2 separate regions of the Homo sapiens genome follow, and region 2 is linked to region 1. Evidence: read pairs that join two places in POLR2A ChIA-PET (ENCODE). Cell type or tissue: CD4-positive, alpha-beta T cell. All regions are shown on one strand. Links, peaks and the distances in the headings refer to the core of each region. The heading gives the core; the rest is flanking DNA. Region 1 has its middle 31 kb from the start of SLC35G2. Region 2 overlaps STAG1 (STAG1 cohesin complex component).

Region 1 (8,336 bases), core at 293-8,292:
CATCCCAAGGAGAAGTAGCAGAGGGCACAGGACTTAGTGCTTCCAAAGTTGATAGGAGTCTTGAAGGACATCCCAGATGTGAAAATGCTCCATTAACTGCGATGCATTGGACAATCACCAGGCGAGATTTCTGTTTGTGTTTCTTTTATAGTGTGGCTGACCTTATAAAATAAATACTGCTTCCTTGGCAAAAGAATTTAAGTTCCCTCCAAGAGCTAGGGCACCCTGATGCCCTGGAACATGCCTTCGGCTTGACTCACAAGTCAACACGAGGTTTGGATTCTAATCCCGGATCTTCTGTTACCTTAATCTCAATCTCTCCTCCAAAGCAAGAGAATTGGACTCCATGACTACTGAGTTCAGGCCCAGCTGGGTTAAACTGATGGGTTCTTTTTTTTTTTTTTTGAGACGGAGTCTCGCTCTGTTGCCCAGGCTGGAGTGCAGTGGTGCGATCTCGGCTCACTGCAAGCTTCACCTCCTGGGTTCACGCCATTCTCCTGCCTCAGCCTGCTGAGTAGCTGGGACTACAGGCGCCCGCCACCTCGCCCGGCTAATTTTTTGTATTTTTAGTAGAGACGGGGTTTCACCGTGTTAGCCAGGATGGTCTCGATCTCCTGACCTCGTGATCCACCCACCTCGGCCTCCCAAAGTGCTGGGATTACAGGCGTGAGCCGCCGCGCCCGGCCAAACTGATGGATTCTAAAGGGAATTGGACATATTGAGGTGCAGAACAAACTGGTATGCAGAGAAAAGAACACTAATTAGAGTCACCGTCACCGGGACTCTGCCTCTCTATATTACTCTTCTTTTCTTCTCAGTTGGCTGTTCCCAAAACGGGCTCAAGCAGCTGCAGGCAGGCATTGTACTAATTTCACGGTGAGCAAAAGGAAAGATTATTTTCCCTCATGGTTCCAGAAGAAGTTGCAGAATTAAATCTCATTGTCTAAGATTAACTTGGTTGGGACACATGCAGTAGTGGATGTTTTGGCACTCCACTCAGATCCCTTTTATCAGCTGGTGCACCCCTTCCATTCTTTACCCTTTCCCCCACTCCCTGCAGCTATTTTGAGGCTGTGGCCAGCAGTTTAAACCTGTGACCTTGGTTTATGAGAGGTGTTTTAGGTTGTCAAAAGCCTCCTAGCCTAGGGATGCCGGGGAAGTTACACTGTCTCAATATATAGACTAATAACTAATAGATATGGAGTTTCTTAACAGGCTAACCTCCTTGCTTCAAGGCAGAAACAACTCTGTAGTGTAATTTGTGTTCCAGAGGCAAGCTTCCCTCTCCACACACAAAACCAGACCAAGACTAGATTTTACCTGACATCAGGTCGTTACTTGGCTCCTTCTCCTTCTCTATCTTGCTCCCTTACAGGTTTCTCTAAGAGCATTCCCTGCCTTTCTTACATCTGAATCCTTGCCTCAGGCTCTGCTTCTAGGGAACTTCATCCAAGACACATTTCTGAACCAGTCATTGAAGGAGTGGCTAAGTGTTTCTTAGGGACAAACCAGGTAATATGCCCATCTACACCTCATAAACCTGAATTACTGAATGTTTCATGGAGGACTTTGGTTTGTTTAGTACTATAACCCCAATATTCAAAATAATTCATTTACTTGTATTACGAAAATAAATCAAGGAAAGAATGGACTGAGTGTGTGTGTGTTTGAATCCTTGAAATGGAAGAAATATAGTGCCAACAAGGGACCTGAGTGAGTGCAGCCCAGCCTGAATTTACGACGTGCAGCCAAAACGGCTGCTCTCAGCTTGCATGTATGTGGCCAAGAGGCAGAGCTGATAGGTCAGCACAGAAGCTGGCCCTCATCCTGTCATCCTGTCTCAATTTCTTTTTTCTTTTTTTCTTTTTCTTTTTTGAGATGGAGTCTCATTCTGTTACCCAGGCTGAAGTGTAGTGGCATGATCTTGGCTCACTGCAACCTCAACCTCCATCTAAGGCAGTGATTCTCCTGCCTTAGCCTCCCTAGTTAGTAGCTGGGATTACAGGTGCCCGCCACCATGCCAAGCAAATTTTTGTATTTTTAGTGGAGATGGGGTTTCACCATGTTGGCCAGGTTGGTCTCAAACTTCTGACCTCAAGTGATCTGCCTGCCTGTGCTTCCCAATGTGCTGGGATTACAGTCATGATAAACTTATTTTATTTTATTTATTTATTTTTGTGTGTGTGTGTGACAGAGTTTTACTCTGTTGCCCAGGCTGGAGAGCAGTGGCACGATCTTGGCTCACTGCAACCTCTGCCTCCCAGGTTCAAGCAATTCTCTTGTCTCAGCCTCCTGAATAACTGGGACTACAGACGCATGCCACCACACCTGGCTAATTTTTGTAGTTTTTTAGATACAAAAAAAGAGATGGGATTTCACTGTGTTGGCCAGACTGGTCTCGAATGCCTGACCTCAAGTGATCTGCCTGCCTCAGCCTCCCGAAGTGCTGGGAATTACAGGAGTGAGCCACTGCGCCCTGCCCGATTTTGTTTTGAATGGAACATGTGATCACTCTGATATTCAAAGGAGTAGTAGCAGAGAGCACAGGACTTGGTGCCCTCCAAAGCCTATGGGAGTCTTGAAGGATATTCCAAATGTGGAAAAAAAATATTTTTTTCCCAAGAAAATTTGTGCGTGTGAAAGAGTGTGTGTGTGTGTGTGTGTGTGTGTGTGTGTGTGTGTATGACTGTTACCAGAAGAAAGGGGATTGAATGTAGGAATGTGGAATGATAACTATGCACTACAACGATAAACAAGCGGAACTGAACTTAAAAACCAAAGCTTTCACTCTGCCAAAGACCAAATTTTTGTTAATGACCATACATGCCAAGCATTTGTGATTCTAAGCACTGCTTTCACTTTAGGATTAAAAAAATATCCTAGGAAGTGTGTTTGTTGCTTATTTGTTATCTGGTGAGTAATGGAATTACTTCAAGTAGATAATGAAAATCCGCTTTTTATTTAATATAAGAATTGCAGAGAGCAGAAACTAAAATCCTGTAAACAATTTCTTGCTGAGTCATTCACCCTTGCTCAAGACAAGCTTTCACTTTGCACTGAATTTTAATGTGATGTTTCTTCATCTTCCCCCACCTTCTGTACCATAGTCAGCTAGTCAGTAATTTCTCTTTGACCAGAGTGATACTGTCCTCCCAGAATGGTCAGGCAGACAGCTGAGACATTTCTAGGGATCTCCATACTTTTTCACTTCCAAGGATCCATTCATGATCTTTCTCCCAAGGATCCATGGGTGTAAGACCTCATTGCAACACAAACTATGCGTCTGGAAAATAATTAATTTGTGTCCTCAAAATTTATTAATTGTAGTAACCATGCTGGTATAATTCTAGCACAAACTAAAGCAGTTTTTTAGTTACTTTTAAAAGCACTCTCATGAGTTAAAGCGGGATTTCTATCAAGCTTTCTGAAATAATGAAAATGTTGGAAGTCATTAAATAACTTTATTCCAGGGAGATATATGTTTGCAAAGATAATTCTGGTTTGGGTAGGAGAAAAGCCAAGTCAGGGAGATCTGCCAGAAGACTGTTTTGGTAGTCCAAAGAGAGAGAGATTTGTTAATAAAGAGAAGCATGAGAAATGCCCTTTGGAGTAAAATTGACTACCTCAGAGTGTCTAGCTTCACTGTGCTAAATAAGGCAGGACCTGCTGTGCAGAGACCAAAACTAACAAGTCTCTCAGAACCACTGTACTCAGCATCTCCCCTGAACAGTCTGTGTAGCTGTCACCAGGTGGCACGTGGTAGGAATCTGGGTCATGCTGTGTAACCTTCCTGGTTAGGCCACGAAGAAGTGAGAGAAGTGCAGTCCATATGATTTGGTCCATAAATACAAAACTTCTCCTTGATATGAATTAACCAACTACTAACAGGGCCAAATGATAACATTCATGAGCTTTGGGCAGTTTTGAATCTGTGGGCCCTTCCCTCCATAATAAATATTAAAAATTATATTTTATAACTGCATTGGTATAAAGATGAATATAATCCATGCTGGTTTCTTTTTTTTTATTGTGGTAAAATATACATAACATTTCCCATTTTAACCATTTTTAACCATACAGTTCAGTGGCTTTAAGTACACTGGATTCTTTTTATATGTTTATTATTATTTATTTATTTTTATTTATTCTGATTTTAAAAGAAATTAAAATTAAAACATTCTGCAGGCCCTTAAAAGTATCTCGGTCCCTAGATACTGTGCTAGCTGTACCTAATGGATGAGTTGGCCATGACTATTAGATGGCAAAAAAAGGGCAAGAAAGAGCAAATTTGAAATGTACTCAAACTCATTTTACAGTTCACACACACAAAATGACATTCCAACTTGCTTTTCCTTTCTGCAGGGAGACATTAATCCTAGGAAGCAGTGTGTTTACTGGATGGAACACAGGACTATGGCACACTGAGATCAAGCATTATTTTTGTCCCATACTAGGTATGTATCATACTCAGCACAATGTGGAGCTCAGACAGGCCCATGCGAGGAGCCCAAGGGGGTCAGTGCCAGCAGACTCAGAAACAGCACCAGCTCCAGGCTAAGAGGTTGGGGCAGAGACTCCAGATGAAGGCCAGGACAGCTCCCAGGGGTCCAATAGGAATAATCCAAAGTTCAGTAGGGGACATATGTACCAATCATAGCCACAAACTAGAGAATGGAAACAAATAAACAAAGGAGGGAACTGAGGCAAGAAGACCAAATGCCAGTCAGGCCCGCTTGAGCCTCTTTTATTTTAAATGTTTTGAGGAGACAGAGTCTTGCTATATTGCCTAGGCTGGTCTTGAACTCCTGGCCTCAAGTGATCCTCCCACCTCGGTCTCCCAAAGTGTTGGGATTACAGGCATGAGCCACCATGCCTGGCCTGAGTATCCTTATTCTTTTTTTTTCTTTGAGATGAAGTCTCACTTTTGTTGCCCAGGCTAGAGTGCGATGGCGTGATCTCTGCTCACTGCAATCTCAGCCTCCTGGGTTCAAGCGATTCTCCTGCCTCAGCCTTCTGAGTAGCTGGGATTACAGGCACCTGCCACCATGCCCAGTTAATTTTTGTATTTTTAGTAGAGACGGAGTTTCACCATGTTGGCCAGGTTGGTCTCAAACTCCTGACCTCGGCCATCTGCCTGCCTCGGCCTCCCAGAGGGCTGGGATTACAGGCATGAGCCACCGTAAGCTGAGTCTCCTTGTTCTTACTGCAAGTGCTACTGTTGCCTGGAACTGTGTGCCCTTGGGCATTTCTTCTCTCCAAGCCTCCGATTGCCTATCTATGCAATTAGAAATTGGACTAATGACCCCTCAGATCCTATAAACCTTTTTGCCTGTTTCCAGCTTCTTAGTAGCCTCACCCTTTTTCCTGTTCTAGTACTAGATGATTGAAATTCAGAGATTAATGCTCAAGTTTTAGAGTAGAGGTTGCAAATTTATAGCTGCAAGGCCAAATCCAACCACAGGAGAACTTTGTTTGGCTTGCTCAACATCTTAAAATTTTGTCACGCCTGTGATCCCAGCACTTTGGGAGGCCAAGGCGGGCACATCACAAGGTCAGGAGATCGAGACCATCCTGGCTAACACGGTGACACCCCATCTCTAATAAAAATACAAAAAAAAAAAAAATTAGCTGGGTGTGGTGGCATGCGTCTGTAGTCCCAGCTACTCGGGAGCTGAGGCAGGAGAATCGCTTGAACCTGGGAGGCGGAGGTTGCAGTGAGCCGAGATTGCACCACTGCACTCCAGCCTGGGCGACAGAGTGAGATTCTGTCACAAAACAGAACAAAACAAAACAAAACAAAACAAAACAAAACAAACTTTGAATTAATTCCCAACATCCAAAAAATCAGGAGATGACTCATAAAAATCTGAATTTCTGCCTTCTCTTGAAAAGTTGTCAGCTCTCCATTCCTTGGCTTTGTGTTCCCACGTGACCTTTGCTGGAACTGAGTAGAATCTATCCCTTCTAGATGAGGCACAAATTCCCCAGGGTGCCACAATCTCCCCCAGCCTACTTCACTGTTGTCTTGTCCCTGTAGGCAGTTGGATGTGCTCCCTCTGCAGTCAAAGGTCAAAGTTTTTCTTACCTTACTCACCTCTCCAGGGCCCAGGTACTGTCCATTACTGAGGCTGCTTGAAGCTGAACTTCAGGCCTCCCAAGCCATCCCCTTGTGGCTAGGTCTGAACAAAGCCTTTGAGCACTAAGTCTTCCACAGCACATCTCCCGATGGTGACCATGATCCAATGAGTAGTTTTCCCTGTTACTCATCTGCCTCCTGATAGATGTACTACATCTGGAGATGTGGAATTCCTCTGCCAAGATGTGCTTCTGCCCTTTTGGGACATTGACTAGATAGTCCAGAGGTGCCTGCCTCCAAGGATCCAGTCATTTACAGGCTGAAAGGCTGAAGAGGGGAAGCATCAGCTGGAAGTTCTTGCCAAGAAGGAGGAACCAAGAGAGCATGGGAACTGGAAACCATGGAGATAGCACAGACTGTGTGCCCACCTGCCACTGCCACAGGACACCCCCTATAAAATCCACCTTCTATGTCTCTTCATAAATGGGCTCTGTGGCTGGGAGCAGTGGCTCATGCCTATAATCTCAGCACTTTGGGAGGCCAAGGCGGGTGGATCATGAGGTCAGATCCTGGCCAAGATGAAAAAGAAAAAAGAAAAAAAGAAAAAGAAAAAGAAAGAAAAGAAAGAAAAAGAAGAAGATAGCAAAAAGAAAAAGAAAAAAGAAATGGGCTCTGTGTTTCCTCTATAAAACATCTCAAATACAACAGGTATCGAATAGAATGAGCTTTTAAAACAGTTCTACATGGTTTTGCTCACAGTAGGTTGAAACAATTCCACCAAAATGATATATAAATGGAATGAAGAATTAAAGAGTAGTGCCATTTTCTGGTTATTTTCCTGAGTCAGTTCTAATATCACCCACTCTGCAATATCTTTTCCCCTTCCCCTCCCCTATCACTAAATACTGTCATTTGTACCAACGAAATATCCCTGGGACCTCTGCACTTCATTCCCAGGGCCTCTGCTTTGATTAAAGCAGGTTGGCCCGCTCACAGCTCCCCAGTGTCTCTGACCATCTCCTCGCAGCTGTCAGGGGGAAGGTTCTAAACACAAATCAGTGCATCTCACTTTCCAGCTTAAAATCTCTCAGGGGTTCTCACTATCTCCAAAGTAAAAGCTACATTTCCTCACTTGATCCCAGAGTCCTGCTGACACCTGGCCCTGCTCCCTCTCCAGCCTCATCTTGTGCTTATACTCCCATCACATATAATTGCCCATAGAGCCTCAAAAGGTCCCCTATGTTTTCTGCCTCTCAGCTTTGGCTCTTGCTATTTCTCTGTACCTGGAATCCACTTTTCCCCCTTGTGAAACTCCCCTCAGCAAACTACTACTCATCCTTCAAGACCCTATCCAAGTGATTCCAGATCAATGAAGCCTCCTCTGTCTACCCTGCAAGGGAATAGCATGGGGCAAAATGACTACATGCCAGTTCCTTGTAGGCTGAGCACCAAAGAGAGATGGGGCTCTGACCATGGGTAGGGATCAAAGGAATAGATCGGAAGTTGCAAACTCAGAACTTACCCAGTCCTTATTCTGTCTCCAGAAGTGTTTTCTTTGTCAGGCATGGGTTTTAATTTTTTAATTTTGAGCAGCTGTTCTTCAGGTCTCAATTTATGTTACATTGTTGGTCCCGGAAGGCCTCTGGGTAAGTGGGTGAAAGGGTTGTGGGAGGGGAACTGTTAAGAAGGGCTATATAGGGCCATGCCGGTGGCTCACGCCTGTAATCCCAGCACTTTGGGAGGCCGAGGTGGGCGGATTATGAGGTCAGGCGTTTGAGACCGGCAGATTACGAGATCAGGAGTTCGGGACCAGCCTGACTAACATGGTGAAACTCCGTCTCTACTGAAAATACAAAAAATTAGCCAAGCATGGTTGCATGCGCCTATAATCCCAGCTACTTGGGAGGCTGAGGCAGGAGAATTGCTTGAACCCGGGAGGCGGAGGCTGCAGTGAGCTGAGATCATGCCACTGCACTCCAGCCTAGGTGACAGAGTGAGACTCCATCTCAAAAAAAAAAAAAAAAAAGGGCTATGTAAGTATTTGCTGTTTTTGGTTTTTGGACAGTACCATCCCTCCAATATACAAGGAAGAGTGTGGTGCTCTACTACTTGGTATACGTATGGCCCCAACCATAGGACTTCTTTTTTTTTTTTGAAATGGAGTCTCGCTCTGTTGCCCAGGCGCGATCTTGGCTCACTGCAAGCGCCACCTCCCAGGTTCACACCATTCTCCTGCCTCAGCCTCCCAAGTAGCTGGAAC
Region 2 (8,336 bases), core at 46-8,045, 93 kb before region 1:
AAGAGTCACAGGAGTAAGACTGTTACATCAAGAAGAGTTCTGTGAGGAGGAAGAGTCAGCAAAAGAATTTCATAAGAGGTAAGATGACTGGCAAAGATGTGTTGTTATGATGTAAATTTAGAAGAGCTTTGATACTATGGGAAACAAAGGTGGTTAAGGGAGATACCATGATAATTTCTTTGGTGGATTTGACTAGTAGGGCAGTGGCTGGGATAGTTCTCGAATGGGGGATAATCTTTGAGCTACTGGATCTAGTTGCTGACTGCAATATCCAACGGGGCAATGTTATCTCGATTTTTCTGAGTCAGACATGCATTTTCTTTCTTTTCACAAAAAGAAAGACAGTTGGCTGGGCATGGTGGCTCAAGCCTGCAATCCCAACACTCTGGAAAGCCAAGGCGGGTGGAACACTTGAGCCCAGGAGTTCGAGACCAGCCTGGGACACATGGCAAAACCTCATCTCCACAAAAAATACAAAAAAAATTGTTTGGGCGCAGTGGCTCACGTCTGTAATCCCAGCACTTTGGGAGGCCAAGGCGGGCAGATCATGAGGTCAGGAGATCGAGACCATCCTGGCTGACACGGTGAAACCCCACCTCTACTAAAAATACAAAAAATTAGCTGGGCTTGGTGACAGACGCCTGTAGTCCCAGCTACTCGGGAGGCTGCGGCAGAAGAATGGCATGAACCAGGGAGGTGGAGCTTGCGGTGAGCCAAGACTGCACCACTGCACTCCAGCCTGGGTGACAGAGCGAGACTCTCAAAAAAAAAAAAAATTAGCTGGGCACAGTGGCACATTCCTACAGTCCCAGCTACTGGGGAGCCTGAGGTAAGAGCCTCACTTGAGCCTTAAGTAGGGCATGTAGAAGTTAAGCAATCAAAGAAAAGTTTGGTGTCCAGTAGTAGCTGGTGTGTCTGAGAAACCCTCAAAGCTGCCATTTCATTTCAGGTTTAGGGAAGTGCAGGATGTCCTGAATCCATTCAGCGTCCAAATGTAGTCTTGTTTCAAGAAATTAGATGGCCCAGATATTTAACTTGTGTCTTACTAGTTATAACTTTTCTTTAGAAATCTTATGACATTTCGCAGCTAGATGTTTTAATAAATCAACACCATCTTCCTTACAAGCCAGCTACAGGGAAGAGGAACTAAGTAGATCATCTACATATCATAGTAAGGACAAGTCCCGGGGAAAACTTCCATCTCCTAAATCAGGCTTCAGAACTTGAGAGAAATAGAAAGGACTTTCAGTACAGTCCTGAGGCATAAGTCTAAATGAACTATTGTCCTTCCCCAGTGAAGCAAATAGTTACTCACTGGTTTGAACAACAAGGATAATGAAGAAGGCACTGCAGAAGTCAATTACAGCCAGGGGCAGTGGCTCATGCCTGTAATCCCAGTACTTTGGGAGGCTGAGGCAGGCAGATCACCTGAGGTCAGGAGTTTGAGACCAGCCTGGCCAACATGATGAAACCCTGTCTCTACAAAAATAGAAAAATTAGCCGGGCATGATGGCAGGTGCCTGTAATACCAGCTACTCAGGAAGCTGAGGCAGGAGAATCGCTTAAAATCAGGAGGAAGAGGCTGCAGTGAGCCAAGATCGCACCATTGCACTCCAGCCTGGGTGACTAAGCAAGACTCCATCTCAAAAAAAAAAAAAAAAAAAAAAAAAAGTCAATTGCAGTGGGCCAGGCACAGTGGCTCATTCCTGTAATCCCAGCACTTTGGGAGGCCAAGGTGGGCAGATCACCTGAGGTCAAGAGTTCGAGACCAGCCTGCTTAACATGGTGAAACCCTACCTCTACTAAAAGTACAAAAATTAGCCAGGCGTGGTAGCAAATGCCTGTAATCCCAGCTACTCAAGAGGCTGAGGCAGAAGAATCACTTGAACCCAAGAGATGGTGGTTGCAGCAAGCCAAGATCGTGCCACTGCACTCTAGCCTGGGGAACAAAGCAAGACTCTGTCTCAAAAAAAAAAAAGTCAATTACAGTGAAAAATTTACTATCAGTTGATATGAAAGTAAGGTGTTCTAAACAAATCTCTACCCTCAACCATGAAGTTTTTTTTAATTGGGAGAATAGAAGTCTTATAGGGGCTGGTAAAAGGAATTATTAAACCTTCAGCTTTGTATTCCTTAATTATAGGTTTTCCAACTTGTAAGGCAGATTGGCTCAACAGATATTAGGCAAAAGCTTGGCTGGATCAATTTGGATTTCAATTAGGGATGTATTACACAAGCATCTGATGATGATGTGGCCCATAAAGAGACAGATGTATGTTTCAATAGGGAATTTTGGGAGCCAGCAGAGATGTCTTCGGTGTGTGGGACACCGTAATAGAAAAGCAGGGCATGACTGGAAGAGTCCAGTGAACTATCCAGTTTATCAAACTCTAAAATTATGTCTCCCTTTTAAGGAGAAAGAGATGTCATCATGATTTTATTTTTTGTTTTAAGTCTTGTCCCAATAAATGAGCTGAAGCAGATTTCACCAATAAAAAGGGATGAATATCCTGTAAACGTCCAAGGCAAAAAGTAATGGGCTGGGACAGAAAGGTTGTCAATGGTTTATTAGAAACTCCCACTATTTGAATATTTTTATTATTCCAACACCGTGGCTGGTTGAGACTGGTGGGGCTGAGGACCAATATGGTTGCTCCTGTGTCTACAAGAATAGTCAGAACTTCACTGCCAATTTGAAGAAAGTTTTCTGTGAGGTGATTAAAAGAAAGGACTGGGAAAAACCCCAATGTGTCCTCAGAACCCCTTCATTCTAAAGGAGAAGCCAAAGAGATAAATGAAGAAGTCCATTTAGATAGCTTAAGTTTATGGCAACTTTTTTTGCAGTGGGATGGCTGTTTACATTAAGGACAGATTTCAGGAGGTTGCTTTTGTGAACTACAGTTGTGCCACGTAGAGCCCTAATTGTTTTCTGTGGGTGAATTTATCTGTTTTAACTGGAGGTACGTTCACCACTCACTGAAGCCTTGACCTCCCGGGCTCAACTAATCCTTCCATCTCAGCCTCTCAGCAGCTAGGACCACAAGTGCACACCCCCATACTCAGCTAATTATTTTTTTTTTTTTAAGAGACGGGGTCTCATTATGTTGCCAGGCTGGTATCAAATTCCCAGGCTCAAGCCATTGATCCTCCCACCTCAGGCTCCCAAAATGCTAAGATTACAGGCATTAGCCACCATGCCTGGCCTTTGCTGATATTTTTTTAGAGTGAGACAATTAATTTACCAAGTTAACAAGGTCAGGGGTTTGTACAGTCTCCCATTCCATGTTAGCTCTTTTAACTGAGAAATTCTATGTTAGCTCTTCTTGGGAGACCACTGACAAAATTAAGACCAATTCTAGTAGAGTCAACATCCACAGGAAAGCCAGAATTTTCTCTGAATACCACCTGGAGTCTGTTATAATGGTTATGAACCAGTTCATTTGGCTCTAGGATACAAGCTTGAATTTTATTCCAATCAATGGCTTTAGGAAATGCTTTGAGGATAACCCTATGTAAATTCTTTGCAAGTTGATACTTATCCCAATATCGTAGGCCAGAAGCTGAGGAAGTGGAGACAGGTCTCACAGGGGATAGATGCAACTGACCACTGAGTGTTGGGCTGGTCTCCCACAGGCACATGAGTACACTGATAAAGATTGGAAAGTGGCTGGGTGCAATAACTCATGCCTGTAATCTCAACATTCTGGAAGGCTGAGGCAGAAGGATCACTTGAGGCCAGGAGTCTGAACCTAGCCTGGGCAACATAGTGAGACCGTGTCTCAACAAAATAAAAAAAAATTAGCTGGGTGTGGTGGCACATCTCTGTGGTTCCAGCTACTCAGGAAGCTGAGGTGGGAGGTTCAGTTCAGCCCAGGAGGTTGGGGCTATAGTGAGCTATGATCATGCCACTGCCTAGGCTGCAGAGTGAGATGCTCCCATCTCTTTAAAAAAAAAAAAAAAACATTGGAGAAGACAGTCTGGTAAACTTGAAATGTAATGTTAAATTAGTCAGCAAAATGACAAGGGACCTCAATAACCTACGAAATTCCTTGGTTTGAGCACAGAGTTCAGCTTTAGCTCAAGGGACACAGGAAATCTGGGGAACCTCACAATTGTTAAACGGCCTAATAATAAAGGGAAAAGTTTTTGTAAGTAGAGGCTGGGAAGCAGAGGGAGGAAGAATAGTAGGGTAAGAAATATCATGGAAGAAGAAAAGTTTTGAAAAGTGAGGAAATATCACAATAGAACAGAAGCTTGAAAAGGTGGCACCTGAGAAATAGAAAAAGTTTGAATTTCTAAGTCCTTTTTCTCTGTTTGTCTGAGATCACCCAGAGAAGTATTTTGGAGCAAGGCAAATTCCGACTCTTAAATGCATTTGGATGCCTGAAGATACCAACTAAGGTATATGTCCAATTTAGACTGTTTTTTGGCCTTGGCCTTCTAATTTATCTCTGAGGAAAACAAATTTAGGAAGGTCAAAAGAACCCAATGAAGGCCACTGTAATCTCAAATTATCTTTAGTATAATCAGTTTATCAAGATAAGAAGATATGTGATAGCACACCATAATGTTTCAGCCTGGCCAACATAGTGAAACCCTCTACTAAAAATACAAAAATAATCAGCTATGTGTGGTGGTGCAGCCTGTAGTCCCAGCTACTCAGGAGGTTGAGGCAGAAGAATCACTTGAAACTGGGAGGTGGAGGTTGCAGTGCGCCGAGATTGCACCACTGCACTCCAGCCTGGGCAACAGAGTGAGACTCTGTCTCAAAAAAAAAAAAAAGAGAGAGACAGACCGTAATGTTTAAGCACATAACCAGCTGGAGTCCTCAATGGGGGAGTTACTTTCGCATGCCTTTGAACCCTGAAAGCCCATTTTGTAAATAAATCTAGGTGACTTGGTTTAACATCAAACACACAAAAGTCGAAATAAAAACCAAGTGCAAAAAGAGTAAAGTACTCACTAGAAAAAAAAAAAGACAAAACTTTCTTTAACAGGAGGGTGAAAGTCCCCATACACAGGAAGGGGAAAATCCCTCATAAACAAGAGGAAAAAGATCCCTCAAAAATTAAATCCAAAATAAAACTGGAAAGTTCAAACCACAAGAAATGGGAGTTCAATCCGAAAGAGACTTACCAAGTGGGGGAAAAAAAGCAACACACAGAAGCAGGAGGATCAAAGAGTACATAGTTCTGGGGCGGGGGGATGGGGAGGCCACTAAACCCCTCCAGGTGAGCTCACCTTGGATCCCACTTCTGACACCAGGTATGTCAAAAGCAAATAAAGCACAGAAACACATCTCTAAACAAGACATTTTATTTGGGAATATATAAAAACAGAATTGCAATTCAGGACATACACACAGAGCAGGATAATCTTTGGTATGTCTAAAGAACAAACAAAAGATTGGGGTTTTATTAGGAAAGAGAAATGTTGCATTAATTGCTTTGATAAAAAGCTTGTTGACATTAGCAAAGTTTTTCTGGAACCACCAAGCTGTAACTGGTAAGTGACAGCAGTAGGTAAAAGTTGCCTTAGAGTCAAGGCAGGTGGTTTTAGCAGCTACTAGGTAAAACTGGGCTTAAGTTTATACAAGGTCATTTTGGTGGCTGGGCTTGTGAGACAATCCCTGGAAGCATGTGCTTTGTACCATAAATGCTTTTTCCTCCTTGGCCCCTTGACTCCAGTTTAGCTAGGTATGACAATTAACCTCAATTTGTATAAATGATTTTCATAAGAGCATGGAGGATTTTTAGGGCAGTCAGACAACAGTGTATGATTCTATAATGGTGGGTGCATGCTATATTTGACAAAACCCATAGAATGTACACCACCAAGAGTAAATACTAATGTAAACTATGAACTTTGAGTGATAATGAGTCAGTGTAGGTTCATCAACTATAACAAATGTACCAATCTGCTGACAGTGGGGGAGGTTGTGCATATTGGGGGAGTGAAGAGGGGTTTTTTGTGAACCCTCTATACTTACTGCTCAATTTTGCTGTAAATCTTAAACTTCTTTTTAATAAAAGGAATGAAGTATTAATAAACAAACAACATGTATGAATCTCAAATGCACTGTGCTTAATAAAAGAAGCCAGGCTAAAAAGGTTACATATCAAATGATTCCGTATGTATGACATTCTGAGAAAAGCAGAACCACGAATAAGAAAACAGGTCACTGTTGCTAGGACCTGAGGTTCATGAAAGGAATGATCAAAAAGGGTATGAGGGAAATGTTAAAACTCTTCTATATTTTGATTCTGTTGATGGTTGCACAACGGATGCACATGAAACTCATGAAACTGAACACTAAAAAAAGTTTTGAATTTTACCGTATGTAAATTATACTCAGGGTGGAGGAACGTTTGTTGTCTTTAACATCTGTGGCGATATTCTTTTTGCTAAGTTAGTATTTATGATGCTTGGGACTTTTCATTGCAAATGAAATTTTAAAGTTTATTTCTGACTTACAATGAATAAAGCCTTTCCACTTTATAAATTAAAATTTTCCACACTTAACATTTTTTACCTTGAAATCTATTACACTTTCTATGTTGCTTATGAACTTAGTTTTCTCACTTAATATTGCATATGTTCCAAATTAAGCAGGTAGTTCCCAATCCCAGTCAGGGTACAGTTCTCAAAGTGTGAAACTAAAAGCATCTGCATCAACTGCAAGTTGTTCGAAATGCAAAATCTCAGTTCCCACCCGACCAACTGAATCACACTCAGTTTGGGATCTTCCAGGTGATTCTAAAACAGTTTAAGAATCACTATCTTTACCCTCTAAATAATTAAATCAGGTTCTCTGGGGATGAGATCCAGCCACCAGCATTTTTTTTAACTCCCTAGATGATTCTAATGTGTGGTCACAGTTGATTTTGATTCAGAAAATCTTGGGAGGGCACCAGACATCATATTTTTAACAATTCCAATTATTTCTAATGTCAATAGCCTAAAGTAGAAAATAAAGCATTCTCTCACAAATACTGACTACCATCTTCTGCTATAATGCAATGTACTTTTTCTCACTGGAAAACTCCGTTTACTTCAGCTCCCTGGAATTAGACACAACCCAGGCATTTTGAAATCTGGAATTATCCAACTAAGAGGAACAGAATATAAAGAGATTAAAACATCTTCAGCCTGATTACATTCCCAGGAAGTGTATCTTGTGTTAATATAGGGATTAGAAGATACATTTATAGAAATGGGACTGCACCACAAATGTTTCAATAAATAAACATCAGGTGCATTTAGCAGAAGTCAGATGTCCACAGCCATATTTTACTGTTTTCTTATGAAATACACATTATAACTATATAGACAGAGCAAGATTACGTCTTGGGAAAAAAAAAAGAAAGAAAGAAAATCTAAGACCTGAAACCACAAAAATTCTACAATATCAGAAAAACTCTTCTAGACATTGGCTTAGGCAAAGAATTCATGACTAAGACCTCAAAAGCAAATGCAACAAAAATAAAAATAAATGGGACCTAATTAAACTAAAAAGCTTCTGCACAGCAAAATAATCAGCAAACAGGCAACCTACAGAATGGGAGAAAATATTCACAAACTGTGTGTCTGACAAAGGACTAGTATCCTGAATCTACAAGGAACTCAAATCAGCAAGAAAAAAACAATCCCATCAAAAAGTGGGCAAAAGACATGAAGAGACATTTCTCAAAAGAAGATATACAGCTAACAAGCATGAAAAAATGCTCAACATCACTAATCATCAGGGAAATGCAAATTAAAACCACAATGAGATACCACCTTACTCCTGCAAGAATAGTCATAATTAAAAAGTCAAAAAACCAACAAACAGAGGAGCATGGATGTGGTAAAAAGGCAACATTTTTACACTGCTGGTAGGAATGTAAACTACTACAACCACTACGGAAAACGGTATGGAGATTACTTAAACAAAAGTAGAACTACCATTTGATCCAACAATCCCACTGCTGGGTAAAGGTAAAGAAGCCAGGCTAAAAAGGTTACATATCAAATGATTCCGTTTGTATGGGTATCTTGCTGGGTATCTAAGCAAAGGAAAAGTCATTATATGAAAAAGACACATCCACATGCATCTATATAGCAGCACAATTCACAATTGCAAAGATATGAATCCAACCTAAGTGCCCATCAACCAATGAGTGGATGAAATAAAGAAAATATAGTATATATACACCATAAAATACTCCTCAGCCACAAAAAGGAATGAAATAATGTCTTTCACAGCTACTTGGATGGAGGTAGAGGCCATTGTTCTAAGTGAAGTAACTAAGGAATGGAAAACCAAATATGGTTATGCTCTCACTTCGAAGTGGGAG

The links. Peaks named below come from ENCODE experiments on the same cell type or tissue, not always from the same donor. Only the 100,000 strongest peaks of a DNase experiment are listed, where the experiment ranks them.
Region 2: POLR2A ChIA-PET joins it to region 1 with 7 read pairs; 2 of 35 experiments call an interaction of 5 or more read pairs at or near these places.

What each region holds. Positions count from the first base shown.
Region 1 is chr3:136,783,902-136,792,237 of GRCh38, forward strand. No RefSeq gene overlaps it. Among named protein-coding and RNA genes, the nearest start is that of SLC35G2, 31 kb to the right of the region's middle. In CD4-positive, alpha-beta T cell, for the core only: no CTCF peak of the experiment used is centred there; a DNase peak (open chromatin) is centred at 3,750.
Region 2 is chr3:136,690,669-136,699,004 of GRCh38, forward strand. The region is part of intron 1 of STAG1 (STAG1 cohesin complex component); the gene reads right to left. Among named protein-coding and RNA genes, the nearest start is that of STAG1, 58 kb to the right of the region's middle. In CD4-positive, alpha-beta T cell, for the core only: no CTCF peak of the experiment used is centred there; no DNase peak of the experiment used is centred there.